Regions from separate parts of the Mus musculus genome. Here regions 1, 3 and 4 are each linked to region 2. The links are chromatin loops, found by intact Hi-C in ENCODE. Cell type or tissue: left cerebral cortex. All regions are shown on one strand. Each heading gives the region's core, and the rest is flanking DNA. Links, peaks and the distances in the headings are about the cores only. Region 1 overlaps Iqsec1 (IQ motif and Sec7 domain 1). Region 2 holds the start of Slc41a3 (solute carrier family 41, member 3). Region 3 has its middle 18 kb from the start of Hdac11. Region 4 overlaps Iqsec1 (IQ motif and Sec7 domain 1).

Evidence for each region. A loop is a pair of places that touch in the nucleus more often than their neighbours do. Peaks named below come from ENCODE experiments on the same cell type or tissue, not always from the same donor. Only the 100,000 strongest peaks of a DNase experiment are listed, where the experiment ranks them.
Region 1: it touches region 2 in a loop (12-fold over the local background); 16 of 42 quality-filtered maps call a loop at or near these places.
Region 3: it touches region 2 in a loop (5-fold over the local background); 2 of 42 quality-filtered maps call a loop at or near these places.
Region 4: it touches region 2 in a loop (2.1-fold over the local background); 6 of 42 quality-filtered maps call a loop at or near these places.

The regions. Positions count from the first base shown.
Region 1 is chr6:90,725,251-90,732,749 of GRCm38, forward strand. All of the region lies in intron 1 of Iqsec1 (IQ motif and Sec7 domain 1), which reads right to left. Among named protein-coding and RNA genes, the nearest start is that of Iqsec1, 81 kb to the right of the region's middle. In left cerebral cortex, for the core only: a CTCF peak has its summit at 3,601 (motif pointing left); DNase peaks (open chromatin) are centred at 3,608 and 4,918; H3K27ac peaks cover 1,507 bases.
Region 2 is chr6:90,602,945-90,610,443 of GRCm38, forward strand. It overlaps Slc41a3 (solute carrier family 41, member 3), which reads left to right and starts at 1,936. Exons shown (of 11, transcript NM_027868.2): 1 at 1,936-2,064. In left cerebral cortex, for the core only: CTCF peaks have their summits at 3,799 (motif pointing left), 4,398 (motif pointing right) and 5,420; DNase peaks (open chromatin) are centred at 1,844, 2,491, 3,787 and 4,418; H3K4me3 peaks cover 1,107 bases; H3K27ac peaks cover 684 bases.
Region 3 is chr6:91,135,425-91,142,923 of GRCm38, forward strand. No RefSeq gene overlaps it. Among named protein-coding and RNA genes, the nearest start is that of Hdac11, 18 kb to the right of the region's middle. In left cerebral cortex, for the core only: a CTCF peak has its summit at 4,687 (motif pointing left); a DNase peak (open chromatin) is centred at 4,676.
Region 4 is chr6:90,653,296-90,660,794 of GRCm38, forward strand. It overlaps Iqsec1 (IQ motif and Sec7 domain 1), which reads right to left. Exons shown (of 14, transcript NM_001134384.1): 14 at 6,303-7,499. Among named protein-coding and RNA genes, the nearest start is that of Slc41a3, 52 kb to the left of the region's middle. In left cerebral cortex, for the core only: a CTCF peak has its summit at 3,234 (motif pointing right); DNase peaks (open chromatin) are centred at 1,991, 2,190 and 3,315.

The DNA.
Region 1 (7,499 bases), core at 1,186-6,185, 120 kb after region 2:
GGAGAGGGGCTGGGCTTGCTGGGTTGTCTTCCTGACTCCCACACCATTCCATGCTTTGAGGACACTAAGAGGAGCTTAACAACTGAGCCATCCTGGCTAAGTAGCCTGCCACCCATACATCCCATACGCCATGGACAATGGCTACTTTCCATTATTTGCATTTTCTCTTTTTGTGGCCAGTCAGCTATACACTGTTGTTCCTGGGGTGCCCCTGTGTGGCTGAGCCTCTAGGAGTGCCCATCCACACACAGGATGAGAAATGAACAAGCAGAGCCAGCACTACCATTCTGGGCATGCCTTCTCAGGTGAGAACTCCCCCAGGAGACCAGGGTAACTCTGACTCTCCTAATACTGGATGGACTGAGGCTCAGACAGTGCAAAACACCCGAAAAAGACCCAAGGTCACACAGTACAAGCAGTACCCAATAACCTAAGAGCCACAAGTACCTCTGTGGCAGGGCTGGAACTGCCTGGGGCTTATGGCTGCAGGCTAACCAATTAATGTCTGAACAAGCAAGAGTGGCCACAGGAGGCATGGGGGATGGGATAGGCTCAGTGGCAGTGGCATCAGCTTGGGGCCCCTTTGAAGGAGCTGCCCTCTTTCTAAAGGGCTTATAGTGCCTAGAAGGCATGGGCTAAGAATGTCTCTGAAGCATCTCAACTTATGACTAAAAGAATAATAAATATGTTATGTATTATATACTTATATAAATTGTATAAATATATAATTATAAATTATAAAATAAATTAATATAATACAATATAAAGATATATAAATGTAAACAAAACCAATAGGAAACTGAAGGGCAAGACACTTAACTGGGGGGGACTGTGTTCTGCAAAAGCAACAACAAACAAACAAAGGAAACAAACAAAAAGACAAAGCTAAGGTATCTAAATGTGACTGCACCTAATCTTGACCATATCCCATTCAGCAGGCAGTGGCGGTAGACAGGTTAATTCCCTTGCCCAGGGTCACACAGCTGATCCAAGCAGCGCTAGACAGAGCACACAGGTTCTAGAGGAGCAATCAGGGCTTGTGTATGTGGGACACTGGGACCAAAGCTCTGCTGCAGGACAAAGCTCTTTTGGAAAATGGTGGGAAGACCAAGACAGGAGATGAAGAAAGGCAAAACAAAGTGTCTCTACCTCCAGCCCCTGAGCCTGCCTTGTGTGTGTGCTGGGGCTCAAAGCCAATGTTCTTTCTTTTTTTCCTACAACAGATTCATTTCAGGTGAGTTTCAACCATAGAAAAGCAGAGTGGGAGTCAGAACAGTAAGGGAACAAACAAAGCCACACAGCCAGTCCGAGGGCTGCTCCCTAGTGAGGCTGTAGAAGATACAGCCAGAGAGGCATCTGGCACCTGCCGGCTCCGCCTTTGATTCCTGGCTCTGCCATTTTCTAGCTGTGCAACTTGGGCAAATTAAGGTCCTCTCTGAACTTCAAGCCCTCTCCACATAGAAGATAATGATGTCTATGTCCTAGGGCCAAGTGAGAAACAGCAGGCTGTACAAGGTGTCAGACGCTGTCTGATCTCATCCTCACAGTCCATGTGGAGAAGTGGGGGGCTGAGGAACTGGGATGTGGCTCAGCAGCAGAGTACTTGCTTAGCATGGGTGAAGCCCTGGGCCCAACTCCAGCAAGGCAAAATAAAGATGAGGGGAATAATGTTTATATATACTTGCTTGTATAAACATAAATGTTGAATAAGACATGAGAAGTTGAGCCATGACAAGCAAAGTTTAGAAGAAAGAGCCAGGCAACTGGAAACTAGAAGTGTTGCTATAGTCCCCAGCGTGGAGGGAGAAGGGGAGGGGACAATCCCCAGTGTCCTCTGGTGTACTTTGAGTACTTAACCATGTAAATAAACATTACATAAGTGAGAGACACAAGGCTTGAGTAAAACGTTCTCATGCAGAGCTGCTCTTTATATTTGAGGGGAACTACTAAGGTGCTATCTGGAATTCTCCATGTCCTCTTTATGCTCAAGACGTCAGGCCCAGAAGAACCAGGAACCAACTCTGGACAGTAACCTCCAACCACTGACTATGAGGTGGCAGCCTCATCAGAACCTGGAGCTCACCACAAGGATACGCCTGGGACGTAAGACTTCAGACCTGCTCTCACCCTTCCTAGTGTCTGCATCTGATCTCAGGTAGCCTGCAGAATCTCCTACACATACAGAGATGCTGAGACTCCAGGCCAGCAGCTGCCACCGGGGGTGGCTCTGAGTCAAAATGGCCTGGTGTGGCTGAGCTGCACTTGGGGCTTCATCACAGACCCTGGATTACTCTGGTCTATGGGAACTTGGTACAGACAGAGTCAATGACCTGTGATTGGCTGAGCACTATCTATCTGGCTGCGATTCCCACCATCCCTGTTGGTCCCACATTGAAACAACTTTCAGCTGTCCTTTCCCTATCAAGTACTCTTACATTTTTAATTTTTTTCAATATAGGCAAGTGATACTCAAACTTCTGTCTTAAGCTCTTTTTTCATACTGATTTTGCCCAGGCTAGCCTCAAACTCACAACAATCCTATTGTGGCAACCTCTCAGGTGTTAGGATTATAGGCTTGTAGCACCGTGCCCATCTTTACTGAGGATCTGCAAATTGTTCACGAGGGCTATCAATACTTACCATACCAAAAATTAGGAGACATTCTTTCTTTTAGCATAAAGACAACAATGCCATTCCATTAACCAACATGGCACATAACCTCCAGAAAATTCCACTGAGAGAAAGTGAGGTGAAACAGACTGACAGCAGCTGTTATTAAAATTATCTGAACTCTTGGGAAAATACTTCAGAAACATGGCTGGCAAGGAATGTCCTCAGCCTTAACGATGTCCATATGGCCTTACCCATGCCTAGGCCCCCACTGACACTTAGGTCCAACCTTGTCTTAAAGGGGTGAGAGTACTCTGGGTCTAAAGGCAGAATCAGTGGAGAATCCCCCACTCATCTAGCCCACCCCACCCACAGCACAATCTGAGGCTCTGACATGCAGTGCATGAGCCCCTGCCAGGTGCCTTAGGAACCTAAGATTCAGCCCAAATGTGCTCAGCTTGCAAGAGGCAGTGCTGGGGTGCTGGACCAGATACCTTAATGCTGCAGCTGAGGAGGTAAGTCCTGACCATAGTCACCAAGTTCCAGCAGTCCTTCCTGTGCACAGATAGAATGGCATGGCATCTAGCACTCCCTGCCTGACACCGGCTCACTCACAGGGACCCTCATGCTCACTCTCCTGGAACCAGCATTTAATCTTGAAGTCTGCAAAGCTGGGATCTGAACCCAGGCACTCTAGCTCCTGAGCTCCACTGCCTGTAACAGGGATTCCAACAGCTGTCTCCATCTGTCTCTAGGACAGACCCTGGGGCAAATTTATATTGGCTTAAGAAGATAGCCAGACCACAGCTGGTGGAACAATCTTCAGAGGGGATGAAAGATGGGTTGTTGATAGCTGCATTTGGGGCTCAGGGATGGTGTGTGGGTGAGGGGCAGAGAAGCCTAGCAAGTTCAGGAGGGAGCAGTCTCCAGCCCCATTTGTCCTAGGCCTGCTAGGCCAGACTACTCACCACCGCTAGAGGCTGGTGCCACCTGCTGCCTTGCTGGAGAACTGCATCTTGGCTGGCCCAGCCTGGAGACTGGTTGAGCCCAGAGGTACTACTGCCTCAGGACCTGGCTAACCCAAACCTACCTTCAGTGACTCAGTTCCTGGGTGACCTGTGAGGGAACATGGCCCTTTCTCTGGATAAAGATAGGCTGTCTGTGTATCTGTCCCTAGGCTCAGCACAGATTTAGTGCTACTGGTTGTAAACAAGTTTTTGTGGGTGAAGTGAGTTATGCTGGCTCAATGTGAGTCCTTGTCCATACCCTCACTCTTGGAACAGACACAGAAGCAAGGGGGCTTTTTAATGCTTAGGCTGGACAAACAGAGGGCTAGAATCTCCACAGAGATGCCCTGACCAGATGCACAACCAGAAGGGCAAAAGCAAAATGCTGCACGGCTCTTTTTGACCGGAATTCACAAGGCATTTGCCAAGGGTTCTTTTGTAAGAATTCACAGGGCCTCTTCTGGTGGACACAGACCTCAGGTCCAGGGTGGGGCAAAAGTGCAGGCCAACTGCTCTTGTGTGGGTATACGAACTCAACATGTGAAAACTGAAAGAGTTTGAGGCTCTAGCCCACTGAATGGCTGTGAGTTCTGGTCCCTGCCACACCTCCCCAGGCCAACTGTTTTTCTTGGAGGGAGCAGGGAGTCCAGGTGAAGGCTAATTAATATGTATGACCTGTGACTCCCACATGATCACCTGCTACCCCTCCTTTCTCAAACCTAAGGTGAGACAAAGCCCTGACCCAGTCCCCTTGGAGATATGTAAATGGCCAGCGATAAGAAACTTGCAGGCCCAGATGTCACAAGGCCAGGCTTAGCTTTCTTTGCCTTCAGCTTCCTCTTGGTGTGCCTCAAAAGCCTATAAGGTATTTATAAGCAACTAAATGTTGAACGAAAAAAACCACCTTCCTCAGTCTTGGTGGCTGAGGTGACATTGTACAGTTTGTTTGGTTCCTTAAGGGGACAAAAGCTTCTAATGATTCCTGCAGCTGACACAGCCTGGGCACCCCACTGAGTCAGGAGCCTGGAGGACAGTCGCCATAGCTGGCTCAAGGTCACACAGTGGCCAGTTGGCAGCTAGGCTGGGCCTGAGCCAGGTCCTTAGGCCTCAACCCCCACCCCCACTCCAAACCCAGAATCATCTGGTAGTGGGGTAGGGGGCTAGTCTCTGCCCTGGGGCCTTACTGGGCACAGAGGAGTCGTTCTTTCTGCTCACAATTCCTACTGTTTGCCCCGTGCCAGGCTCCAGCCCTGCTGACGAGGACAATCTGGTGCCAGAATTTGACAATCTGTGTGCCTTCTGGAGGGAGGTGGCCACCAGGGACCCAGTTCCGAGAGGGTGGACATAAAATCACAGCAAGCTGCCCAGGGTCCTTTAGAATACACCCTTGGTGGCTGATCAATATTTAGCTGACAGACACCCCAGAATGCTTTTCATACTTGTTCTGGGGAGGGGCGCACACACTCTCCTCTGTACACAGTTCCAGGGTAGAGTTCCTGACCATAATCTGTACTTCCTAGCAAGCACTGGGGCAAGAGACATGCACATTAACACAGAAAGCCCCAGAAGGACGGAGACAGGAGCTAAGAACTCCAGAAGACTAAGGAACCTCAGTTATTGATCCGTGAAAACAGCCTGAATTGACTAAGTGCCTGAGGGGTATAGGGGGCAGGGCTGGGGTCTCAAGGTACATTCTTCACCATAGCATTTTAGAGTCTCTGGGTATTTAACAGTAAAACAGGTACCACTGTGATGTCTACAGTACAATGCCAAGTCAATCCCAGCACTACAAGCTAATTGCACATTGTAGGGAGGGCTGTGCATGGCTGAATGGGATCCCAGATGCTAGCTTTTCCCTGACTTTCTTCTCAAAACCTTGGGCTCTCTGCACTGGAGGAACTGCCTTTTGCCATACAACCCAAGAAACCCACTGAGGACCAGTAGTCAAGCCTGTAACACATAGGTCCCCGTGGGTGTGCCTCTGAAATGCTGGATGGGGCTGGGTACAGTTTCCATATCTGTGAGACCGGTTGCTCTTCCACACTTTGTAAGGTAGGAGAAGAGGTGGTAGTGAGGTGCCTGGTCTTCAGACCTTCCTCCCCTCTTATGGAGATGAAATGAAGGCTGTTTTGTTTTGTCTTGTTTTGTTTTCTCAGCAGGCTATGTCCTATCAGCCCAGGAACTGACCACCAATCCAAAGGGGGCTCCAGGGCCAGACTCCCTCCCAGTCCAGAGCACACATTTGAGAAGAGGGTCTAGTGGGTAGAAATCTTGTGCCATGTTCAAGCTCTGGCAGGCAGGTAGATGCTGAAGGCTGGAGCTTGGGAGTCATCATCTCCCAGCCTCCTAAACACCTAGATAAACAGAACCTGGGATGGGATATTTCAGTTTCTAGATAACACCCAGAGCTGGGTGGGGCGTTGCTTTTCCTTACCTGGGTCCGGTGCTGGGTGGGACCTCTTGCTGAGAGGTGGCCACAGTAGCCTCTATGTCCCTGCAGCTGAGCCTTTCCAGCCCTCTTCCCTGTCAGAAGCCAGCACCGGTCATAAACCCTGAGCCCCTGCTTAATCCACCGGTGCCAGAGTCAGCTCTGGCTGGACATGTGACCTGAGGCCCCAGGACCTGTTTGGCAGGAGCAGCAGCTGGTGGGGTGGGGCGGGGAAGGGAAGTGTCTGCCCTTTGGTTGCTTCTGGCCATTTTCCCCTGCAAGGCCCTATCACCCAGAGCCTGCTGCTGATTCTGGGACCACAGGAATGGGAGAGACACAGGCTGGGACTGAGTACAGCCTAAGATTGCCTCGTTCAGAGATGCTGAGCTGCCTAGGAGGTATCTGCCAGGGGATCTTACTGCACACAAATCTGTTTCCTGTGGGGTTGAGTCCTACTGTGAAAGGTGGATTGTGGGTAGGACTGGATTCCTCAAATGTGTGAGAGTTCACCAAGAAAGATGAGGATGGGAATTGGAGAAAAAGGAGGAACTGAAACCATAAAATCCCTCCCAAGTCCTCATCAGAAGAGATGGAGGGGTTGCTGAGAGGGATCGATGACCTCAGAAAGGAATAGAACCAGAATTACCCAAATTCAAATTCAACAAATCAAGGAGGACATAAAAACACTGAAACAGGGTTGACTTTAACCCTTGTTTCACCAATCAGAAGAGGTGAACGATGAGTAAGAGACAAAACACATCTAATAGGGCCAAATTCATTTCTGTTTGAGTACATTGTTTCTGTATGACAGGAATGGGAACGGGCATGGCCCCAAGCTGGGACTCAGGGCTACCAAGCAATGGTGGAACTCATTCTACGCCCTCCTTTCAGACACACAGCTTTGCTCCTGTGGTGACCTCAGCTCAGACAGCAAAATCCATCACATCTACCAATCACTCTACAGATGTGGACCTGACATTGCTATTTGGACTGTGAGGTTCTCAGTGGTTTCTGTCGTCTCCCCCAAAGGCAGTAACTAGAAACAACGGTAAGACATGCGTGCTTACACAGAACTATCATCCTCTGTGCCTTTAGCTCGTGGTCAGTGTTGTCATCACCCCAATGAGAAAGAAAGTCAGGCATGGTACTGCAACCTGACATCTCAATGCAGGACGCGGAAGCAGAACTACGGAGTCAAGAGACCATCCTGGGCTATATATTTGTTGTGAGTTCTAGGCAGTCTGAGCCACATAGCAAAACCCTGTCTCAAAAAGCCAAAAGCTGAAAAAAAAGATAGATAGATAGATAGATAGATAGATAGATAGATAGATAGATAGATAAGATAGATAGAGCAAGAGACAGACAGACAGACAAACAGACAGACAGAAACTGAAACTATGAAGGGCCTAGTGACTTGGGCTAAGTCATATTCAAAGCTAGGAAACTGAGATCTG
Region 2 (7,499 bases), core at 1,373-6,372:
GAAGCATCCTGTGCAAGCGCTCTGTCACTAAGCCACATCTCAGTCCTGAGCCATCACATAACAGGACCTGGACAATCAAGAGTAGCCACCTCACTCATCAGTTTGTCCATCCAACTATCCTTCCATCCATTCCTTCACCAACTCACTCACTTAGGACAAATTCACAGAAAGCCATAGCTTTAGGCACAGGCCATATTTTAAATCCCTGCTCTGCCAACGCAGCATATGTGGCCTTGGGCAAGTGGGCACCTCTAGCCTTCCACTCCATTGGCTCCCTCACCCATGAAAGGGCACCAGCTCTGCACAGCCCAGGCTGCATGCCAGTGAGTGGCAGGCCGAGGACCGAGTCCTAAAGACTGTACTTTCTCCCTTCATTGCCTCTGCTTGTTTATTTGCTGATGTCCCCAAGCCCTGCAGAGTCCCTGCTGACACCCTGCTCTGCTCCTGCCCGCCTCTGGCTACCTCTGTCCTCAGGGAGTACCCGCTTCATGTGAGGTCTAGTGGGTGGTGACCTTGTCCTGCTCTCTGCTCTTTCTAGTCGGCTATCTCTGAGTTTCCCAGAACTCACGTGTTGCCATGTTGGTAGTGAACCTCCTGTTGTCTTTTCTGCCTCTCCTTTTCACTGTCACAGGGCTTTCTGGGTCAGCCTTTAATCAAAGGGTTTGTGATGGAGGGATCAGGGGCTGAGGTCCAGGGTTCTCTTCAAGACTGTGACACCAGTTATTGCTTTTCCCTGTTCTAGTCAGACCTAAGATTCTGCTACCCCCCACCTGCCCACAGTGCCTCAGTCTGGGAATCAAACTCGTTAAACCTTTATGAAACCTTCAAAAGTATGGGCTAAAATAAACCCTTTTCTTTGTATAAGTTGATTTTGTTACAATAAATGAAAGCATATCAACATGGAGTTCAAGGTTCATGGATGGCTATTCCTGGTGACGCCTCCCTCCTACTGTCTTTCTATGTCTCACCTGCATGCACACAGGGAGAATGAGCTGGCAGGGTCTCTTCCTGAGAGGACTCCAGTCGCATTGTGACTGCACCCTGTGACTTCACTTGTTCATTGCTACCTCTTACATAAGCTGGATTGACAAATGCAATCACTTTGGGAGCTTGGAATTCAGCACTATATTTTGACAATGTAAGCCATCCAGTCTGTAAATTCTCCTAACATGTGGAACACTGTCATCTGTTTTTGTTTTGTTTTTCATTTGCTGGGGACAGAATCCAGGAACTGGGCTTGCATCTCCCCGGGCCTTGCCCTGTCATACTTTTTTTGTGTTGTATTCTTCAAAACTACTGTCTTACAGGTCTTGCACATCCGGTTTCTGCAGGTGCAGTTGGCAGCTTAGAATCCAGCCAGGGCTCAGGATTCTTGAATCAGCCAAGAGCCATAAGTGGGGGCACGGGATAGATTGTAGGAGCTGGTGTCCACTGAGGCTCACCACTGCTGGCTGAGTCTTCCAAGGCTGTATCTTGATAAGAGTGAGAGGATCACACATGTTGAAGGACAGAAGAACTTTCATGACACATACACAAGTGTTCAAAGGTGAAATATTCAGAAATGTCAGATTGAAAACTGAACAGGCAAATGTGTATCCTAAGGGAAGCTGGCCCTTGCAGTGTGCTACTGGAGGCTACTCCGTCGCCCAGCCCCGCCCCCGCCCGTGGCCCCGCCCGTGACCCCGCCCTACTCATGGTCCTGTTCCGGGGTCTAGCTTCTTCTTTCTTGGCCCCACCCCAAGCGGCACCGCCTCTGAGGCGTGTCATTGGGTCCTTCGGCACCCAGGGAGCATCCCTGCACACCCCACTGCTCGATCAGAGAGCTGTCCTGACTAAAAGGCTTTAAAAATTGGGTTTTTCAAGCGCCACCTCTGTGGATTGGCCCCGCCCACAACACTCGCCCAGCAACCCTCCCCTCCTGTGGCCCCGCCCCTCTGTCTGGACGCCTAGGCAGGGCGGGGCTGGCCCGCCTGCTGCCCTTCTCGCTTCCTCCCGCCGCAGGCCTCCACAGTGTCCAGCGCGCGCCTGGCCGCCTCGCTTTCGCCGCCGGCCGGGAGAGGACCGGTAAGCGCGGGCAGGAGCTGGACTGGGAGCCGGGGAAGCCAAGGGAAAGCGGAGCGTCAATGGCCCTCGGGATGGGGCGTGGGGCACAGGATCTGTCTTAGGCACACTGGGCGGGTCAGTTTGTGGCATCCTCGCTCCAAAGGTCTGCAGGGACCCGCCCCGCTGATCTCTCTCCCTCTGCCTGTGATGAACCCCAGAGCGCCTGACTCTAGGGGTTATGGTTAACTCCTTCAGCACCCCGAGATCATCCTTGACCACCCTAAGGCAGGCTCAGCGAGCTGTCCCTGCGCTCCAGGTTGTCAAGCTAGAGGTTGTTCAGACTTGAGAAGATCCCTCAGTCTACCAGATCCTTTCTATAAATCTTTTAAAACTCAGGTTTTCAAACTGCTTCTTCGCCACGGAGACCACTTAGAGACGCAGCCATTCCAACCTGACCCAGATATCTAGATGAGCTTGCTCTGCTTCCTGACGCTGGCTGGCCTCATGCTGGTACTATGGTAGCTTAAGAACCACGACTGTAAAGTAGTACAGAAGAGCCTGGAGTCAGGCCAAGTGCCCTGTAAGGAAAATATACTATAGAAGGGTATAGTGATCTCCCCTTATTGCAGGGAGTTACAAACATGTTCCCAAAGAGTGTCTGAATCCTGGAATGATATCCAGACATATAGATTGTTTTCCTAATATACATACCTATGGTAGAGCTTAACTTGTGAACTAGACACAGTAAAAGATGAACACCCCTAAGGTAGGGCAGGTGTAATCATATACTGTGATACAATTGTCACCATCACTATACTTGTGCCATTATTAAGTAGACTAAGCGTTGCTTGGCCAACAGCTCAGCCACCCTAACAACTGTTGAGAGGGTGACTAGCTGATGGGCAGCATCTGCAGCATAGATCCCTATGCCGAGGAGTGCTGCATGTTCTAGGAGGGACAGTGTAGTGTTAACTGAATCGGTCCACCATGCTGCTCAGAACTGAGCACAAAACCTACAAATTCTTTATTTCTAGAAATGTTCTCTTAATATTTTTGGTAGTAAGCAAAACCTCTGAAGGTACCCTAGGATAAAGGGTCTTACAGCGCTCCGTTCATACTCTGAGGTGGATGGTATTTTGCTCTCCCAAGGTCACACATCTGCGAAGAGGAGAAACTGGGATTCGAACCCTGAGTTTGGGTTCCCGTACATTCCCACCGGAATGTTCTATAAAGTCAAGAAGATAAAGTGCAGATGTGCTCTCCTTATTCTACATAGTGGGCAGCTAAGAGGCAACCCATCCATCCCAGAAACTCAGCCCACCCGCCTCGTGTTAGAATCTCCCTGTCTCAGTCAAGTGGGCATCAGTTTGTGTGCTGTGCCAGAGGGATGCTTAGTACCTGACTGTTGAGCAGGTGCTCACAGGCCTGTGTTTAAGGCCAATCTCTCCGGGCAGTAGGATGCTTCTGAATGGTAGTGTTTAGTGCCTGAATGAGGCACCAGTGACAGTATTCTCATTAGACACTTGAACATTCCCAGTGAATCTTCAGTCACCTTCATGGAGGTCCCTGCTGATGGGCCAGGATATCCCCGACTGGTGCCGATGTCTGCTGGATGCCGACTGCTAGGCTGAGCCACGCTAGGGACTGACTTGATCCCCATTGCACACCCTGGCCAGGGTGCATGTGCGGTGAGGATTGTGAGGCCAAATGGTCACTGCCGGTAGGCAGGTGTGCAGTCTTTTGTTTGCATGGGCCTTAGGGCCCTCTAGTGGAGAAGCAGAGCACTGCAGCAAGGTTGCTGTTAGCTGCTTCTGCTCACGCTTCATTTTCCCCAGGGGGACCTCCATGCAGTTCATGCCCAACCAAATATTTTCTTCTAGACTTTTAAGAGTTTTAAACTGATGTCTGTCTGTCTGTCTGTCTGACTGTCTGTCTGTCTGTCTGACTGCCTGTCTGTCTGTCTGTCTGCTTGTCACAGTGTACTTGTGGAAGTCAGAGGACAACTTGGATTCAGTCAGTTCTCTCCTTCCACCATGTGGGTCCCAGGGACTGAACTCTGGTTGTCAGGCCTGGTGGCAAGCACCTTCACCTGCTGAGCCATCTCACTGGCTCTAATCTTACCATTTTGTAAATTTCGTTCAGAAGTTTGCCCTGTGAGTATGTTTAAACTTTGATACTCTTGGATTGATCTCTTATTCTTTTTCTATTTCTCTTCCCTGCTCTCTAGGGGTCTGAATCTGTGACTTTTGGATCAAAAGGCTTCCTTTTATACTTTTTTATTTTGTTATTTTTCTTGTTTGGTCCTTCTGACTATTCTCTCTGGCTGTTCACGGTGTCCAAGCTCTTCCCTGCCAGCAGAGGGCGCTCAAACAGAGCAACTCCTCTGCTCCTGTCCCTGAGAACTGGAGGTGTCTGTCCGTAGAGGGGGACTCCTTCAGATTAGTACTGGGTGTGTTGACCGGGTGTGACACCCACCCTGCTGTACTTGGTGGTTGCACCCCACTGATTTGCACAGCTAATGAGACAGGAGCTGTGCACAATGCCCAAATTCTTCAAACGTTTGTGTTTTCACTGGAGACATTTAAGTAAGCACCATGGTAAGGAGTGCCTATCCAGGCGCCCTCCGTATCTGCGGGTTCCTCATCTGTAAAGCCGACTGGTCCCAGAACTGAAAATATTCAGCGGAAACAGCTGTATCTGTTGAATATCCACAGACCCCTGCACTTGCCATATTAGCTGAATAACCCATGGCCATTTCTATAACACAGGCCTGTGTTGGGCAGTGTCACAACTAAAAGGCCTGCCTTGCCCTTATGCAGGTGACATGTTATATAAGGAACTTAAGCACTGGAGGTTCTGATACCTACAGGCATCCTGTACCACCTCAGTGCCACCACACACACCTAGGGAGGGCAGAGAAATTCTTCCCACTCTCCTTATTTTCTGTAATTTCATTATTCTGTGTGTGTGTGTGTGTGTGTGTGTGTGTGTGTGTGTGTGTGTTTCTAGAGTTTTAGGGACTTCACCAAATTCAAGCAGGACAAAATTGCAATCTCTCTGGGCAGTAGTGGTAGACGTTTTCTTATACATGGCTTATTATGGGCTAGGAACTGGGACCCGGGCCATGCAATACAGTGAGGGACTTCTCTGGGTCAGCCTGGCTGGAAAGCTCTGCTTCTCTGTCATGACCTGCTTTCTTTGTATATTTGGAAGCTCATTCGTGACTAACCTTAATCTCAGTACAATTAGCGGTCAGCCAGGAGTGATAGGCTTGTTTGGCCTTGCTTGCTGTGTTGCCTGGATTGATCTTGAATTCCTGGGCTGCATTGGTCACCCCCACATAGCCTCCTGAGTGGCTGGAGTTACAGGTGCTGACCACCAGGCTGTGCTGGTGTGTTTCCTGTGCACCCAGCACAGCTGTGTGACACCGCTCCTCTAGGTACCTAGTTCTTAGAAAATAGGGGCCTCTTTAGTTGATTATCTCTCTTGACCACACACACACACACACACACACACACACACACACACACACACACGCTTAGCAGCCGCGAATACTACCTTCTGCCTGGTGGTCCTGTGGCACTAGGCTGGCTCAGCTTTCCTGTCTAGTTCTTATTTTTCCAGCGTATCTGGACTGGTCCATTGGCTCCTGCTTACATCCAGGATGTGCTTAGCTATCCTCAAATGTGGCTCCGTTGGTAAGGGGCTTGCCTGGCATGTGTGAAACTCTGGATTCAGTCCCCTGTGCCACATGATCATGGCAGTGCACACCTGTAATCTCAGCACTCCACCGGAGGAGGAAGCAAGAGGATCGGAAGTTCTGGGTCATCCTTGGCTACACAACCAGTTTGAGGCCAGCCTGGGCTACGTGCATCTCATTTGCACCGTGTTTGCTCCTTGTTGGCTGCTGCCTCGGCTGTTCCTTCACTTTAGTTATCCACTCGTGCGTGTCCTGAAAGCACCTTGCTTTCCCAGCGTCCGGTGGTCATCTCATTCTCTCAATTTCTTTTTCTGTTGCTCCAACTTATGGGACGCACCGTCCCTCCCAGAATCATGGGAGAAGGCCTATTCTTTGGAGAGCTTTGAGCTGTTTTGTTTCGTTCACAAGCAAGTTCATTTTTAGCCCTTGGATGCTGTGAGCCAGGCTGTCTTCTGAGCATGCAGCAGAGGGCAGTTTTTGTCCCACATGGGCAGTCTTCTCTCAGCCCTGTCCCCTAGGGAAGATTGGATGGACTATTTTGGAATCTCGGAGTGAGCTTGGCCATTATCTTGTAGTGGCCAACACATTCTATAATAGTGATTCACTGTTTCTCAGTGTTCTGGGGTACTGGGCAAATCTCAGCCCCAGGAGGGCCTGTTGGGGTCACTGGCTGGCCCTCATCCCCACCTCCCTCCTCCCGAGCCTCTGGTACCTGTGAGGCCCTTGTGAGGCCCTTTGTGACACACAGCCCTGCCCATCGCTCTAGACACTGCCTGTCTTTCTAGCCATGGGCTGCCTTCAGAAGCATGCACACCATACTCCATAGCCTTGGATTTGTGCTCTCTGCCTGAGGGGAGCGTCTTCAGGGTGTGCACACTCCCTGCCAGTTCTGTCAGTTTGGGCTAAGGGGTTCCGTGAGTTCTTTAAACATGTTAACAGACCCACCTTGAGGGTTTCTCCGGGCCAGTGTCTGGTCCTCTTTGCCAACACTTCCTGTTTTGAGTTGTACTTTCTTGCTTCTGTGTGTCCTGTGAGGAGGATGTACTGTGGCTACTTGCTGCCTGGTGACTTCTGAAGTCATTGAACACCATTCTGTGCTATCACTGCTGCCAAGTGACCCATCCAGTCCACAGTCCCCACTGAGGGATAATCCGGGCACCCCTCCACCCCACCCACCCTAGAGCCCTTAGTACTTGCCTCCCCTTGCCTGCCTTCACCCTATGCCTGTCAGCCATTTTCTGAACTTGCATCCAACACTGGACGTGAGCCCTACTGCATGTCTAGATGGCCTTGGAACATCTCCTGCCCCCGTGCAGTCCCTTTTAAACCTTTTCATCAGCCTGTTATTGTTTCCCAGGTTTTCAGTACTAGCAGTCTCCAGACAATCTGCAGAGGGAGTGTCCTCAGAACCTCACATGGGTGTAAGGACCAGGGCTCATCTGGAGCTCTGTTGCTGCTTCTCCCCAAGGAGAACTGAGGTTTTAGTTTCTTTTCTCATTGTTATGAACAAATACCTGATAGAAGCACCTTAAGGGATATCAGTGAGGCAGCAGGCACACGGGCGAACAGGTCGGAACTTGCTTGCATCTGGGCAGTCCAGGAAGTACCTTTCTCTCTTTTTATCCAGCCTTAGACCCCAACCCACAGACAGGCTTAAGCATCTCTGTAAGTCATGCCTCAGCAATGCCCTGGGCACTTCTTAATCTAATCACCTTGGCAGACGGAACCAGCCCTCCCAGCCACCCATCTTCCAGGC
Region 3 (7,499 bases), core at 1,659-6,658, 530 kb after region 2:
CTGGAGTTGGGTTATGGCTCCCCTGCCTCTAGATCCAGGCATACTTGTTTAAAGGTTCCTCCAAAATCTCCGTCCCAGGTCAGGAGGACCACCTGACTATGTGACAGAGAAAGGAGAGCAAAAGGAGACAAAAGGACAGAGTACTCCCAGTGGAGATTATCAATACTCCTCTCAAACTCTTTGGTTTTGGTTCAATGCTCTAAAACTTTTGCTAAAGTATGAATCTTATCTCAAGATCTGTAAGACTGTTATATAAACTTTATTAAATAAGACTATTATGTACCTGTACCTCAAGATTTGTAAATGTATTGGGTATGCTTAAAGATCTGTAAAATCTGTAACAAAACGTTAACTTTAAACTCATATATAGCATGAAGGTTGCTGCTTCCAGCTCTTCCACAAGTCTCACAAATGCGCGGTACAGACAGGATCCTGACATATATACACCTCTGGAGGTTTTCTGATGCCTCATTTTTCATAATCTAAGCATTGAGAACCTGCCCATGACTCCCTCTAGACACTGGGTATATCCAAATTTCTAGTTCCTAGCATCCAGGCCAGAAAAAGAAGGTTGAATGAAGAATCCCAGAAGAGCCCCCAAATTGTTATAGGTCTGGGAGTCCCTACTCTGCCCATTAATAATTTTTATAGGCAAGAAGCTTTTATTTAGATTTCCTTGCCACTCTATGCTCAGAACTCTGGATTCCTGAATACAACGCCAACCACCTCAATCAGGGGTTTATAAAAGATACAAGGTTACAGTTTGTTCTCTGGCAAAACAAGCTTGTTGACAGAAGCAAAACCAGAAGTAAAAATCTATTCCTTAGCAGCTTTTAAGAGGGTTTTGGTGCTGGGATAGAAGGTAGGATCTTTCATGTGCTAGACAAGTCCTCAGCTAGTCAGCTTTGCATTCCATTCCAGATTTGTATCACAGTCCTTCTGACCCATTGAGCCTCATTCCTTGACTATGTTAAGTCATGCTGAACCACTGAGCTACACTCCCAGTTGAAGAGTCATATGTTAATGTCCTGGGGAGAGTTGAACAAATATCTATTCACCACAGACAGGGAACTGATGAGAAGCCAAAGCCACAGTACTGAGATGGTCACTCTCAGGTTCTGGCCCACCTCCCCTGCAAGAGTGGAGTGCAAAGGGGCAGTCAGAGGAACTGAATTTGGAGGCAGAGGTGGTTTAGCAGGAACATGAGTGTATTTTGAGACTAGAAAAGCAGCTGCTGAGACACTGGTAGCAAACCGAGCAAGTCTCCACCCCACCCCCACCCCATGAGCAGGTCCTGGAGGCTGGAGTTGCTGGTCTCTGGAGCAGCAGGTCTCACAGGCTACAGACAGCTGCAGGAATGATTCAAATCTACAGCAGACGTGAAGCACGGCATGGCACCTCAGAGGATGAGGCAGTGGGAGCCTTAGAGAGGTCCATGCTCTGCCCACAGTTCTGACTCTGGTGTTCAAGGTAATATCTTCTTCCCTAGAGCCACTTGGAGTCCAGTGGGATACTGGCTCTGACATCTTCCTTTTCTTTCCTCCTCTGAGGATCTTGGATACCAGCCTCGGGTCATGAGGAACTGTATCAGGCTATACTGGGTGATAGCCCACCCTAAAGAACTACTTAGCCACAACCTGACATCTCAGCCCTGCCTGCAGAAACAACATGCCTAGGTAGCAAAAGCAACTACCTATATGTATATAGGTGTCCCCGGCCCCTCTAGACGAGCTCAGTCTTCATCCCATCAAAGGTTGGGGCCCTCTGCTGTTCCAATAAAGCGGTTTCAGCTTCTTGAGACCAAGTCTGTCTGCGTCTCTGCCTCACTTGTCTAACACAGAGAGCCTGGCTACTGAATGTGTGTGCATGCAAATACTGTGCAAAACTGGACCACTTGAGAAAGAAGTGTCAATCCTGGGAGTGGAAAGAGAAAGCCTGCCAAAACTTGAGGGTGGTGCCACTAAGGTCCACAGCTCTATCCCTCTCCCTCCACGTTGCCGGGGAAGGGAGGGCTGCAGCTTCTCTTGTCTGGGCTGTCAAACGCAGACTGTTACGTCCAGGGCCGCTCGCATGTGCTTCATTCCTTTGCTGCCACAGCAGCTGAGGAGAAGTAGACACTTGATTGTCAGAGGATGACAGCTGGGACCCATCCAGTCACTCATGGTCGTAGGCTATCAGATGGCCTCCACCACTAGCTCCGTGTACTCTGGGCTGTCAGCTCTGTATTATGGGAGAGGGTCTTTTCCATCCTCCGTTAATACCACCCAAATTCCAACCTGGTGGATCAATGAGTGTATTAGGCTAGTTATAGGAGTGTGGGTGAGGGGTGACTTACAGGTGCCTGAATGACAGTGGGTGGCATAGCTCACAAAAGCTGGAACCCTGGGGCTGTCCTCAGGACTGGCAGGCAGTGGACTAGGACAGAAATAGTCCCTCCCCTCACTATACTCTGCTTATGTAACTATGATGGCTGACTGTGGTTGACACACCTGGGTAGGAGGAACTTCAGTTGAGGAATCGCCTCCATCTGATCAGCATGTCTGTGGGGGTATTGAAGGGTTCAACCCATTGTAGACAGTACCATGTTAGGCGGTGGACTTATGCTGTGTAAGAAAGTTGGCCAGGAGAGCCAGGAGGAACAAGCCCAACATGCAGAGTTCCTCCATGGGATTTGCTTTAGTTTCTCCTTTGAATTCCTGCCTTGGCTTCTCCTGGTGATGGGCTGTGACCTGTAAGCCAAATAAACCTTTTCCTCCCCAGTTGCTTTTTGGTCATGGTGTTTAGTTCACAGCAACAGAAAACAAGCTAGAATAATGACTTTGGGGTAGGAGGGTACTTGTGACTCTGGTAGGTTCCAGAGCTTTCCTGGGACTTAGTTTATTTACCTCCGGGATTATATGTTTCAGTCCGGAAGAGATTGCTCCACAGCATTCCCAATCTCCATTACTGATTTTACTTAGAATTTCTGCTCTAGCATCAAATCCTCCACCCCCACCCCGCCCCACACAGTGCTGCATTGCTGGGTTGGAGTCTTGTTATCACCCCATCCCCAGCAATACCCTTCTGAGCTTGTTCTATTTGCATTTCTCTAACAGAAACCACTCAATGTTTCTCATGATAAGTGTTCTTCAGTGGCTCTTCAGTCTACCTAGATGAGAAAGTAAAATATCACTTCTAAGAAGCAACTTCTATTAATTAAAAGCAAATACAATGGGGCTAAAAAGATAGTTCAGCTGATAAGAGCCTTGGCACGCCGCTCTTGCACAGGACCCAACTTCTCTTCCCAGTACCACATGGTGGCTTACAACCTTCTGAAACTCCAGTCCCAGGGAATCTGATGCCTTGTTCTGAACTCCATGGCCACCAGGCACATGTGTGCTGCACATATATGAATGGAAACAAAACACTTGCACCTATAAAATAAATCTAAACAACAACAGCAACAGCAAAAACCCTCGAGTCTCTTGTCAACTACATGACAAAACACTGGACAGGAGTGACTTAAGGGAGGTAGGATTTATTCTGGCTCATAGTTTGGAGATTTCAGTCCATCATGGCAGCAGGAACAGGTTAAAATTATTTTCAAAGGTCCTAGAGCCCATTTCTACCAGTCAGATCACACTTTGAAAAATTCTATAGCCTGCCAAAACTGTGCCGCCAGCTGAGAACAAGATTTTAAACGTGGGAGCCTGTGGCGGAACATTTCACATTCAGACCATACCTACCAGATAGGATGACTTTGATGGCTGTGACATTAGTAGCTCCTGTCTGCATTTTAAGTTCCTCTCACGACTGGGGTGCGTGAACTGTGCTCCCATAGACAAAAGACACTAGGCTACATTTCATCGTAGGCTACCATCAGATGTTGGGCTTGTGGGAAGTGTCGTACCACTTACAGGTAGGAGAACACAGCCTAAGATGAGGACCCCAGCCTGGGTGAGGCCAAAGCTGGTGTTCCATAATTCCTGTATACCCAGACTCCTGCTGGGAAGTGGGAGGAGTCAGAATGGGGAGCCCAGGGCTGGGGGAGGGGGAACTCTGACTTTGCTGTCCAGGAACATGGAGGGGGGCTTCTACAGGAGACTTAGGCAGCATGGCTCTGTATGATGAAGACTTTGCCTCACGGCTATTCTTGATGAGAGAGACAGTCCTTGGTTCCAAACTGTTTATTGATTGTTCATCATGGAGAATAGGTGCATAAAACTTCCTCAAGGTGGGCCAGAGATAAAATATCTTTTGCAGGAAGAAATGTCTAGGAAGTGAAGCTTATTGGCTAAACCCTCATGTCCCAGCTAGATATCTCATTAGCATGGAGAACTCTGTGCTCTGTGACTAGTGGTCACATTCTTTCAGTGGGGAGTTGTGGTCATGTGTTACAGGCCAGGAATCTGGTCGAGAGCAGATGAAACACCTACTGTCCTCAGGTATAAGGGTGCCAGGGTTTATGAACTCAACCTTACCAAGTTTTCTGGCATGGCCCACTGTCCCACACCTGTCTCGGCACCCATTGCCACTAGCAACTGATACCTGTTTGTTCTCTCCTGGCTTAGGCCACCAAGAGCTTACTGAGGCCACTGGAGGTGACTCACTGAATAAAATTGTGTGGACCTCTAGGCCAGCAGGAAGCCACCAGGCCCAAGATCCTTCACCACGCTCCTCTGGACTGCTGTTTCACAGCGCCACCTTGTGGCAGAAAGAAAAGCATTAGCGTTCCAGAGTGGACTTGGCTCCTTCCCCTGTTGGCACTGAGTCCCCAGGATTGACTCTGTTGTTTCAAAGGAAGCACCAGAGGGTCCAGTATCTAGTGGTTTAGAAAAGGAGGTTCTAGGAGGATATTGAAAGAATTCTGCACATGTGAAGCTTGGGGTTTGAAGCTTGTGCATAAAACTCAAATTCCATCATAGTTAACTTCTTTGAAATTTATCCTTAAATTATCCTCAACAGAAAGTAGGACCTGATAAAAATGTGGATGCTGTATGTCTGAGAGATAGATGTGATAAAATGTGTTTTCCAGAGTGGAGATTCTATGTACCTTTGGGAATTAAGGCCTTAAATGGAAATTCCTTACGTCATGTGGGGTGTGCCCTTGAAAGAGATTAGGAGATGCCCCCACGGGTCTCTCTCTCTCTCTCTCTCTCTCTCTCTCTCTCTCTCTCTCTCTCTCTCTCTGTGTGTGTGTGTGTGTGTGTGTGTGTGTCTGACTCTGCCTTGTCTCTATCTCTCTCCTCTCTCTTTCCCTCTTCAGATCACAGATAAGTTGTTTGATGCACATCTTTCCTCCATAATTTACTGTTCTCTTGACCGCTCATCCCTGAACTGCAGCCTCCAGGGACAAGATAAATCTCTCTTATTTATTTATTTATTTATTTATTTATTTGTTTGTTTGTTTGTTTGTTTGTTTATTTATACACAAGTGGTTTGCATGCATGCATGTCTATGCACCATGTGAATGCAGTACCCACAGAGGTCAGAAGAGGGTGTTGGATCCCCTGGGACTGGAGTTACACCTGATTGAGAGCCATCCTGTGGGTAGTAGGAATTGAACCCGGGCCTTCTGGAAGATCAGCCTCTTAATCACTAAGACATATAACCAGCTTTTTTTCTCTGTTAAAGATGTGTTATTATATCTCAAAACTATGTGAATATGCGTTTGTGTACGGTTATGTGCAAGTGAGTGCAGATAGCCATGGAGCCCTAAGGGCTGTCAGGTCCCTTGGAGATGGAGTAATAGGCTGTGTGAGCTACTGAGCACAGGTGCTGGAAACCAAACTCCACAAAAATAGCATCTGCTCTTAACTGCTGAGCCATCTTTCCAGTGCCAAGCACGAAATAATTAACTAAATAAAATTAGTTATTTTTCTCAGGTATTTTGGTATAATAATAGAAAACTAACAAATGCATTGTCCTTTAAAAAAAAAAAACAGGGATGGTGAGATGGCTCAGTGGGTAAGAGCACCCGACTGCTCTTCCAAAGGTCCGGAGTTCAAATCCCAGCAACCACATGGTGGCTCACAACCATCCGTAACAAGATCTGATGCCCTCTTCTGGTGTGTCTGAAGACAGCTACAGTGTACTTACATATAATAAATAAATAAATCTTTAAAAAAAAAAAGTTAAGCTTTTTCCTGCCGGGTGGTGGTGGCGAATGCCTTTAATCCCAGCACTTGGGAGGCAGAGGCAGGCGGATTTCTGAGTTCGAGGCCAGCCTGGTCTACAGAGTGAGTTCCAGGACAGCCAGAGCTATACAGAGAAAGCCTGTCTCGAAAACACATACATACACACACACACACACACACACACACACACACACAAAGCTTTGTCCTCTTGTAAGTTTAGGTATGCTTTCCCCTTTCCTCAGTAAAAATCAGGTGTAGCTTGGAGGGACCTGGGGGAAAGTTATATATTGAAACTCCCCTTCTCCCTCTTCTTCTCCTTTGATTTCTTGCCAGTTGAATGCATATGACACAACTGTAACTTGTCAGTGGCAATAACTCAGAAGTGAGGCTCTATAGCGGGTGGAGAGGTCACTTAGCCTCACAGATAGCCAGCCAGGTGAGGCACACTAGCTGAGTGTGCTTTGATTGGTGTGATAAAAAAGTAACTTGGGGAGGGATTTATATGTCTACATGACCTTCAATAGTCTATAATTTAGGGAAACCAGAGCAAAATCAAGGCAGGAACTGAAGTAGAGACCAAAGAAGAACGCTGCTGTACGGCTTGCTCCCCTTGACTTGCTCAGTCTGCTTTCTTATGTGACCCAGGCCCACCTGCCCAGGGGTGGCACCATCCAACCCAAGATGAGCTGAACCTTCCCACATCAATCATTAGCCAAGAACATGCCCCAGAGACTTGCCTACTGGACAGTCTGATGGAGGCAGTTTCTTAATTGAGATTTCTTCTTCCCCAGATCTATGTCTGTGTCAAGTAGATTAGAAACTAGCCAGCATCTCCTCCCTGCCCTTTCTAGATGTGGAAAGTGAATCTCACTGAAAGCCTATATGTCTTGAGAATGACAGGTAGTGACATTTGCCCATCCCCTTGACTCTGATCCCTGGGGACATCACAACATACTCTTTGTTTGACTTTGGAGCAAGCATCCCAGGAGGCTGCCAGAGAGGCTGAGGGCTTGTTAGGAGCAAGGAGTCAGGAACATGCCCAGGGAGCCAAGCTGGGACTTAGTTCTTGTGAATCTTCACTGAGAGCAGAAAGTTGTGTGCCAATCAGCTTCCCATTACAAAAGACTGGCCCAGTCTGCTTAGAAGGAGGATGGGTTCATTTGGCCCAGACTTGTAGAGGTTTTGTTCCATGGGCACTGCACATGGCTGAGTTGCTTTCAGGGCTGTGGTGAGGCAGCCTGTGCTGGTGGGGAATAGATGGAGGAGATGGCTGCTTACCTCACAGCTCTGAACTACAAGACAGTAGAGAGAGGTGAGTGTCTATTGTGTCTTCTTCCATGGGTACACACCCTCAAGAACCTCACTTCCTCTCACTTGCTCCCG
Region 4 (7,499 bases), core at 761-5,760, 50 kb after region 2:
TCTGTGTGTGCTGTGGGCCTGGCTGTCTCAGGAACCTGTTGCTTTTCACTTTGAGGTCGCAACTGTTGCCTTTGGTGTCTGCAAAGGCTTCTTTCAGGGTTCTCTGCTGACATTTATTTCTCATTTAACCCTGCTCGAGCTTCTCATGGCTTGTGCCAAGTCAGCCCGTATTCTATCTCAGATCCTTGTATGATGCTGCTGTGCTGATGGTGTTTTTGTGAATTTTTTGCTTGCAGTTCTCTGAGCTTCTGGGCTCTGTGGATTTATGCTGTGTGGGCTTTGATAAACACTTGTACACCCTTGCAATGAAATACTAAACACACAAACAAGTGAGTGTTTACAGCTCCACAGCAAGGGGGACACGGCCAAGAGAGAGAACACACGCCATGAATTTATTTACATACAACATAAACATGCAAATGGCTATACTACTGATAGGAGGCTCACCGAAGTCTGGAGACAGGACAGACAGGCTCGTCACAGGCACAAGAGTCTCTGGTGGAAAAGGGGGAGTTTTCTTTCCTGAAGGTGGTGGTTTGTGAGTGAGCACATCAACCATTTTAAGTCTGGAACTGAACCATTGCCCACTGGCATTCTGAGCAGGAGTTTGCACAGCAAGCCAGCAGGGGGAGCTTTTCTTGCTGCTGTGGCTGGTGGGCCTTGTCCAAAGGCTGGCCTCTGTCACTGAGGATGGCCCTGTAGTCTGTCTGGTAAGTACCAGCTGGTCCAAGCAAGGGATAACAGTGAAACTTGAAGGTACAGAGGTTTCATCTTTAGTATTGAAGTCTTTGAATCTATTTGTGTATGAGTGTACATATGTGAGAGCTATTTCCTCTTCTCGTCTCTTCTCCCCTCCCTTCCCCTCCCCTGTACCTGTGTGGATGTACAGGTATGATTCATGTTTGCATACATGCACACATGTATATGTGTCTGAAGTAGAGGCATGGTGGCCTGGCAGGACCTTACAGTGATGCCATGATTTTTGAAGGTGGCCACTGCATTACTGGATACCTACATGGCCCTAAATTTATATCTTCATTGGGAATTTGCACTATAAACCATGTGATTTTGTGTCTTGTTTTTGAGGCCACTTTTTACATCATTAGACACCAAGATGAAACTACTGCCCCTACCCCATCTTTGCCTGTGTGAGAGTGCCCTTGTATTTGTTTATGAAGCCTTTCTATGGGCTGTCTTATGTGTGCCTCAGAATAGGGGCAGAGCTGGCAGAGTTTGGCTCTCTGATCCATTATAGACTGAATGCAGTTCCAATCCAAACCTGTCATGATTTCATGGAAAGCTGGGTGGCCACTCCAACTCTTGACTTAAGGGTATTCCTCAAACAGGTCCTTGGCAAAGGAGACTCCCATCCAAACCTGTTGAATCCTGCTGGAACATGGCATAGAAATGAATGCATGCTGCATGCACACATGTATGTAGAGAGGTCAAAGGCCAAACTTAGGTGTCATTTCTTAAGTATTATTGACTTTTTTTGGTTTTGTTTTTCGAAAAAAACTCTCTCACAGTCCAGGAACTCACCAAATAATCTAGCCTGCTGAGTCCCAGTCCAGGGACCTATGTCTCAGCTTCCTCGGCACATATCGGCACACATGCCCAAGCCTAGCTTCTCCCCCCCTCCCCCCACCGGATTCCAGCTATTGAACTCATGCCCTCATGCTTATACAAAAAGCACTTTCCTGGGTGAGCATCTCCTGAATCCAGGCACTCAGCGTTCAATGTCACTGAGTTGGAAGTCTTGATCTGAATTACTATGGCACATTATAACATGCAAGCCACTCTTACACTATTTGCCTTTTGATGAGACTTGAGCATGTTTCTACTTAGACATAGTAGCTTGGTTGCTGTTTTGAGCTGCACGTCTACTCTACTCTGGTGTCTTACAGTGTATCCTGGTTTCTGGAGCCTGAAAGATATGTGGGAGGGGATCTATTTAAGAATTTGGTTTATGATGCTGGGGACCTACAACATCCCATGGTGTGCTGTGTGCCAACTAGATACCCAGAACAGCTGTAAATCACATGCCTGAGACCATGGGGAGCCTGGGGTGTGACCTGTAGTCCTGAGCCAAAGATTGGAGGTATCTCTGGAATAAAGTCCAGAATTCCAGATGCAAGAATCTTGAGTGAGTCTGAGGACAAGAGATGTGTGTTCCACCTGAAGCCAGACCAGGCCTCTTGCTCTGTGTGGGCTCTGCTCCATCCAGGATGTCCATGGATTGCTGATAGCCCCTTGTCAGGGTAAGACAGATCTGCTGCAGACGGTCACCAGGTCAGATGTTGGTTTCTTCTTGAGAACCCTCTCTTGGGCTACCCCAAAAAAAATGAACCCAATTTCCTCAGCTCAGTGAAGCCCACACCCCAATCATCATCACAGGAGTTGTGTGAGTGTGCTGGCTGCTCATAGGACCCTCACTCTGTTTCTTTACCTCCCAGTGCCAGTCTGTCTTCATCAGTGATGTGCTCTCTGTATTTGGTGGTCCTGTTTAGTCGATGTCCTCTTTATCTGCCAAGGTCAATGACTTTATAGCTTCTCTTGGTGAGGGAATCTTGATCCATTCTTGCAGTCTGTTGAGATGAGCCCTCAGGACAATGGTTTTCCCTCAGCTTTGTGTCACCATTCTACCTGTTCCATGGCTCTCCTTCAGGGACTCCAGTTACAGACTACTAGGCATTCCGATGTCTCCCTGTGCTCTGATCTCAGACTCCACCCTTCAGTTTCACTCTCTTGGATCCTTTCAGGGTTTTGTTGCTGTTATTTTTGTTTTCTTTTTTATTAGATATTTTCTTTACTTACATTTCAAATGCTGTCCCCTTTCCTGGTTTTCCCTCCAGAAACCCCCTATCCCATCCCCACCCCAGCTTCTACAGGGTGCTCCCCAACCCACCTACCTACCCTGGTTGGCTCCCTGTCCTGGTTTAGCCCTTCTTCCCTTGGTGATTAGAGTTGCATTGTTCCTGAGGTGACTGCATTTTTTTCCTTCAGTTCTTTTTTAAAAAAAAAAAAGATTTATTTATTTTATGTATATGAGTACACACTGTAGCTGTACAGATAGTTGTGAGCCTTCATCTGGTTGTTGGGAATGGAATTTAGGACCTCTGCTCGCTCCAGTAAACCCTGCTCTCTCTGGTTGGTCCTGCTTGCTTTGGCCCAAAGATTTATTTATTATTATAAATAATACACTGTAGCTGTCTTCAGACAGCACCAGAAGAGGGCGCCAGATCTTATTATGGGTGGTTGTGAGCCACCATGTGGTTACTGGAATTTGAACTCAGGACCTTCAGAAGAGCAGTCAGTGCTCTTATCTGCTGAGTCATCTTGCCAGCCCTCAGTTCTTCTTACCATGAGCTTACCATATGTCTGTTTTCATATCCCTAACTGCTTGTTTACTTTGGCTTCATGAAAGGAAGTGCTCTACTTACTTTTTTTCTGTTGCTGTGATAGAACCAAAAGCAACTTTGGAGAGCAGTTTATTTCAGCTTACACTTCCTGATGATAGCCCATCACTGAGGGAAGGAACTCAAGGCAGGAACTGGAAGCAGAAGCCAGGGAAGAGTGCCTCTTAAGATGCTCCCTGGCCTGATTCCTCTCTCAGCTAGCTATCTTATTAAGCCCAGGACCACAGGCTTAGGGATGATGTCACCTACAGCAGGCTGGACCCTCCTATATCAAAGCATCAATCAAAATAGTCTCTTACAGACATGGCCACAAACAAGTCTTACCTGGGCAATTCCTCAACTAGGTCCCCTCTTCTAAGTGACTCTAGGTTGTGTTACATTGATAATACCAGGACAGGTAGGTTGCCTTAGAGTTACCTTCTTCTTCACTCTGTATATGGAGTGTGAACATGTTCATGTGGGTGTGCGCATATATGTATGGAGTCTACAGGTCAACATTCAGGATCTTTCTCACTTGCTCTCCATCTTATCCTTTCAGATAGGGTCTCTCATTGAACACAGAGCTCACTGATATGCCTAGGCTGGCTGTCCTGAGTTCTAGAGGTCCTCGTGTCTTTGTGTCTCTTCTCCTGTAATGCTGATGCCCAACTTTCACATGATTGCTGGGGCTCTGAACTCAGGCCCTAAAGGTGTTCACACATTTCTTTGAGTGTGTAATTAGGCAGTGAGTGCACTGAGTACAATCCCACTGTAAAGCTTGCTTGTGGAAGTCCGACCCTTATCTTTACAGCCTCCTAATAAGGACCCTTTCTCAGGGTAAGTGCTGGCTGAGGTCACTGGCATTCTCCCAGAGTCCTTTGACTGTATTGTGCTGTGGGTTCATCCTGACTCTGCTGTCTTCCCACCAACCTGTGGTCTTTATGTCTTTTGCTCTTCTAAATGCTGTGCATGGCCAAGCTGTACATGGAGTTGCATGTTGTTTTCTCCAGGGTAGTTCACAAAAGCTGGAGGGAAACTCCAAGTAAGGATTCCTCTGTTACCTGCTATTTTAATTATGATTCTATCTTCCTTGGCATCTGCTCTGAGGGTAGCCTGTGATAACTGTAGTGGGACTGTCCTTCAGATTTAAGTTGAATGTCTGTCTTTCACATTGGTTTTGTATTTTATTTTGTCTTATTTTTTAGATATAATCTTGCTATGTAGCCCTGGAACTACGTTGCTCAGGCTGGCCATGAACTCAGAGCAATCCTCCTGTCTCAGCCTCTTGACTTCCAAGATTTACAAGCTTGTACTGCCATGCCTGGATATCTTTCAGATTTAAATGGGAGTTTTCCTCTTTCATGACCCTGATCACGTTGCTTTAACTGAAATAGAGGGAAGAAATGGTTTCTCTAAAAGTCATAAATCTATACAAAAGGTACATAGGATACTATCTACTAGGCGATCTTCACAGCACAGATGTACTTGCTAGCAAGGAACATCATTTCAGTTACAGGTGTCATGACATGGCCTAGGGAGAGCAGGAAGAGATGGGCTTATGAAGGAGTCCAGAGGGGAAGGACTTGTAGGGCTCAGAAAGGAAGGGCTTATAGGATCAAGGGGCCATGCAGAGTTCTAAGAAGGGATGTGTAGGTATCAGAGCAGTTGAAGCCAGCAGGTGAGGACTGCATACTTCTGGAGCTGAATGGCTGAACCCATGTACAGCCTGCAGCAATCAGATGGTCACAGGAACAAAATCCCTGCCTCAGGTCTTCTATGTCTCCCTAGCCAGGCTTCACACTGTCATGGTCGGCAGGGGTCAGATACACTGTTGGGGATGTTAACAGTGCGATGAAGGCCACATCCTGAGCCTGTCTGCTAGTGGTGTTGACCCAACATCCCTATCTCCCAACAACAGATCATTTTCAAGGGCATTCTGTCCAGTCCAGCTGTAGGCTGGTCTACAGTCAGATACAGCCCTTGCCCCCAAGGGAGACAAATGACGAGTATAGCTTCAGGAAACCTGCTCTGTAACTCAGCCCTTCCAGAGAGCCACAGGCTGCAGCCTGGTAAGGTCTAACCTGGGAGAGAACTGGAATGGCCACAGGCTGCAGCCTGGTAAGGTCTAACCTGGGAGAGAACTGGAATGGCCTAGAACAGACTGCATAGCTCACTTCCATGAGTGTGGTACTTTTGAAGGAGATCAACAAAGGGTGTTCTGGGAAAGTCCCACAGGGAATTGGACCCTCACTGGGAGTTCTGTGTATTGGGTAGAGATATCCTGGGTCAGCTTTACACATCACACTGACCAATGTGGAGGATGGGCAGATTAAGAGTTGAGTCTCTTAAATATTTCAGGACTGAGCTAGCTGGGTTTTTCTTATTCTTTTCCCGGTATGTTGCTCTCAGCCCCTGGTATTTCCTATTAGCCACTTCCCCTCTAGCTCAGTGAGAGAGCCCCAAGCCTCAGCATTTGCTGACACAGACATGATGGACATTGCTGAATACTCCTGGCCCCTCATTTAAGTCTCTCCGCAGCACCTTCAAGAGTTCCTTAGGGGTCTTTGGGGAAGCTGTGTCCAGACAGGACAAGCCTGGTCACATCTTCTGGAGACCACGCCCTGCTGACCAGAGTAGAATGACCTGGAAAAGTAACACTACGTGAGGTTCAGGATTTATGGGATCTCCCACAGGACCCTGGGCTCAGTGATACTTTGGCTGGGTCTTCCTCACAGTGCAGATGGCAGTCACCCACCTCCCCCATCACAAAACAACAGGGTGGCTCTCAAGTCTTTGAACAGCACAGATGCAAACCCTGATGCTTAACCCTTTAAAAAAAAAAAAACACGGAGGCTTTAAAATGTGCTAGAGAGCATGCTCCACATCAGGCGGCTGGGGACAATGATGGCACATTAGGCTGAACTTTATTTTCACATTACAACTCACTTGGGAGCTTCAAAAAATACAAATCCACAACTTCACTCTTGTCCCTGCAAAGCCCTTTGTGATGTTACCAGCTGCCTCCCCTAAGGTATTCCATCTGTCACCAGTTCCACAGATGACCAGAATAACTCGGGTCATTAGTGAAGGCCCTAAGTGTATCCTGACAGTGGTAAATAGAAGTGTAGACACTCAGTGCCTCAATGCCATAGCTGAATAACAGGCAACAAGGGACATCAGTAAAAAAAAAAAAAAAAAAAAAAAAAAAGCCTATGCTTTCCAAGCTAGTTCTGCTGTGTGACTTGCAGGCCCAGGCACATCCTATGAAGACAGGTCCCTGTCTGTAAAACAACACAGGATCACAAGCTCTCATTATCCTGATCCGATAACATATTGAATTAGGAACTCAGAGAAAGACTGAGTATGCTTAGAAGCCTGGTCCCTAGAACTCACCCACTATCCTCGGCTTGTCTCTAGGACACATGAAAGATAACATGGGAGGAGCCCAGAGCCCTGGCTAGCCAGGAGAATACAGGACACTGTGGAGAGAGGGAGGCCCCACTCCACCCTACCAGATAAACTGGGCCTTCCTTTGAGTTTGTTCCTAAGTGTCCCTTTAAAAAGAGTGAGAGTGTACCTAACAGCCATGTCTTTTTCAGAACAATCTCAAGTTCATGGTTGACTTACCACTAGCTCAGAGAGAGTGAAAAAAAAAAAAGCCGGCATATTTAATGTTACCACTCCAACTATTTGCCAACAGTAACACTGGTGTATTTTGTAAATGTACAATACAGAGAGCACAGCCCCACACGACTGGTGCCAGGTCACATGCAGCACAGTCCCCCTTCCTTGTCAGACAGTGTTCTTTAACTGAGGACAGACAGTACGTGGAGCATAAGCAAGGAACTCGGGGCACTGTGAAGCGGGCAGCTCCTCGCCAGCTGGCCCCAGTCAGATACACTATGGTGATCAGTTCTCTTTCTGCGTAGATGACAAGAGAAAGATGAGCCATGCTGACAGAGGATGGGGCGGGCGGGTCCAGCCACCGTGAGACAGAAGGCTGACCTCCATGTTGCAGGATTTGCTCTCTGCACAGATACAAAGTGCTCAGTTTGCAGATCTGCTGGTACGTGACCTCGACGATGGTGACACGAAGGGGAGGGA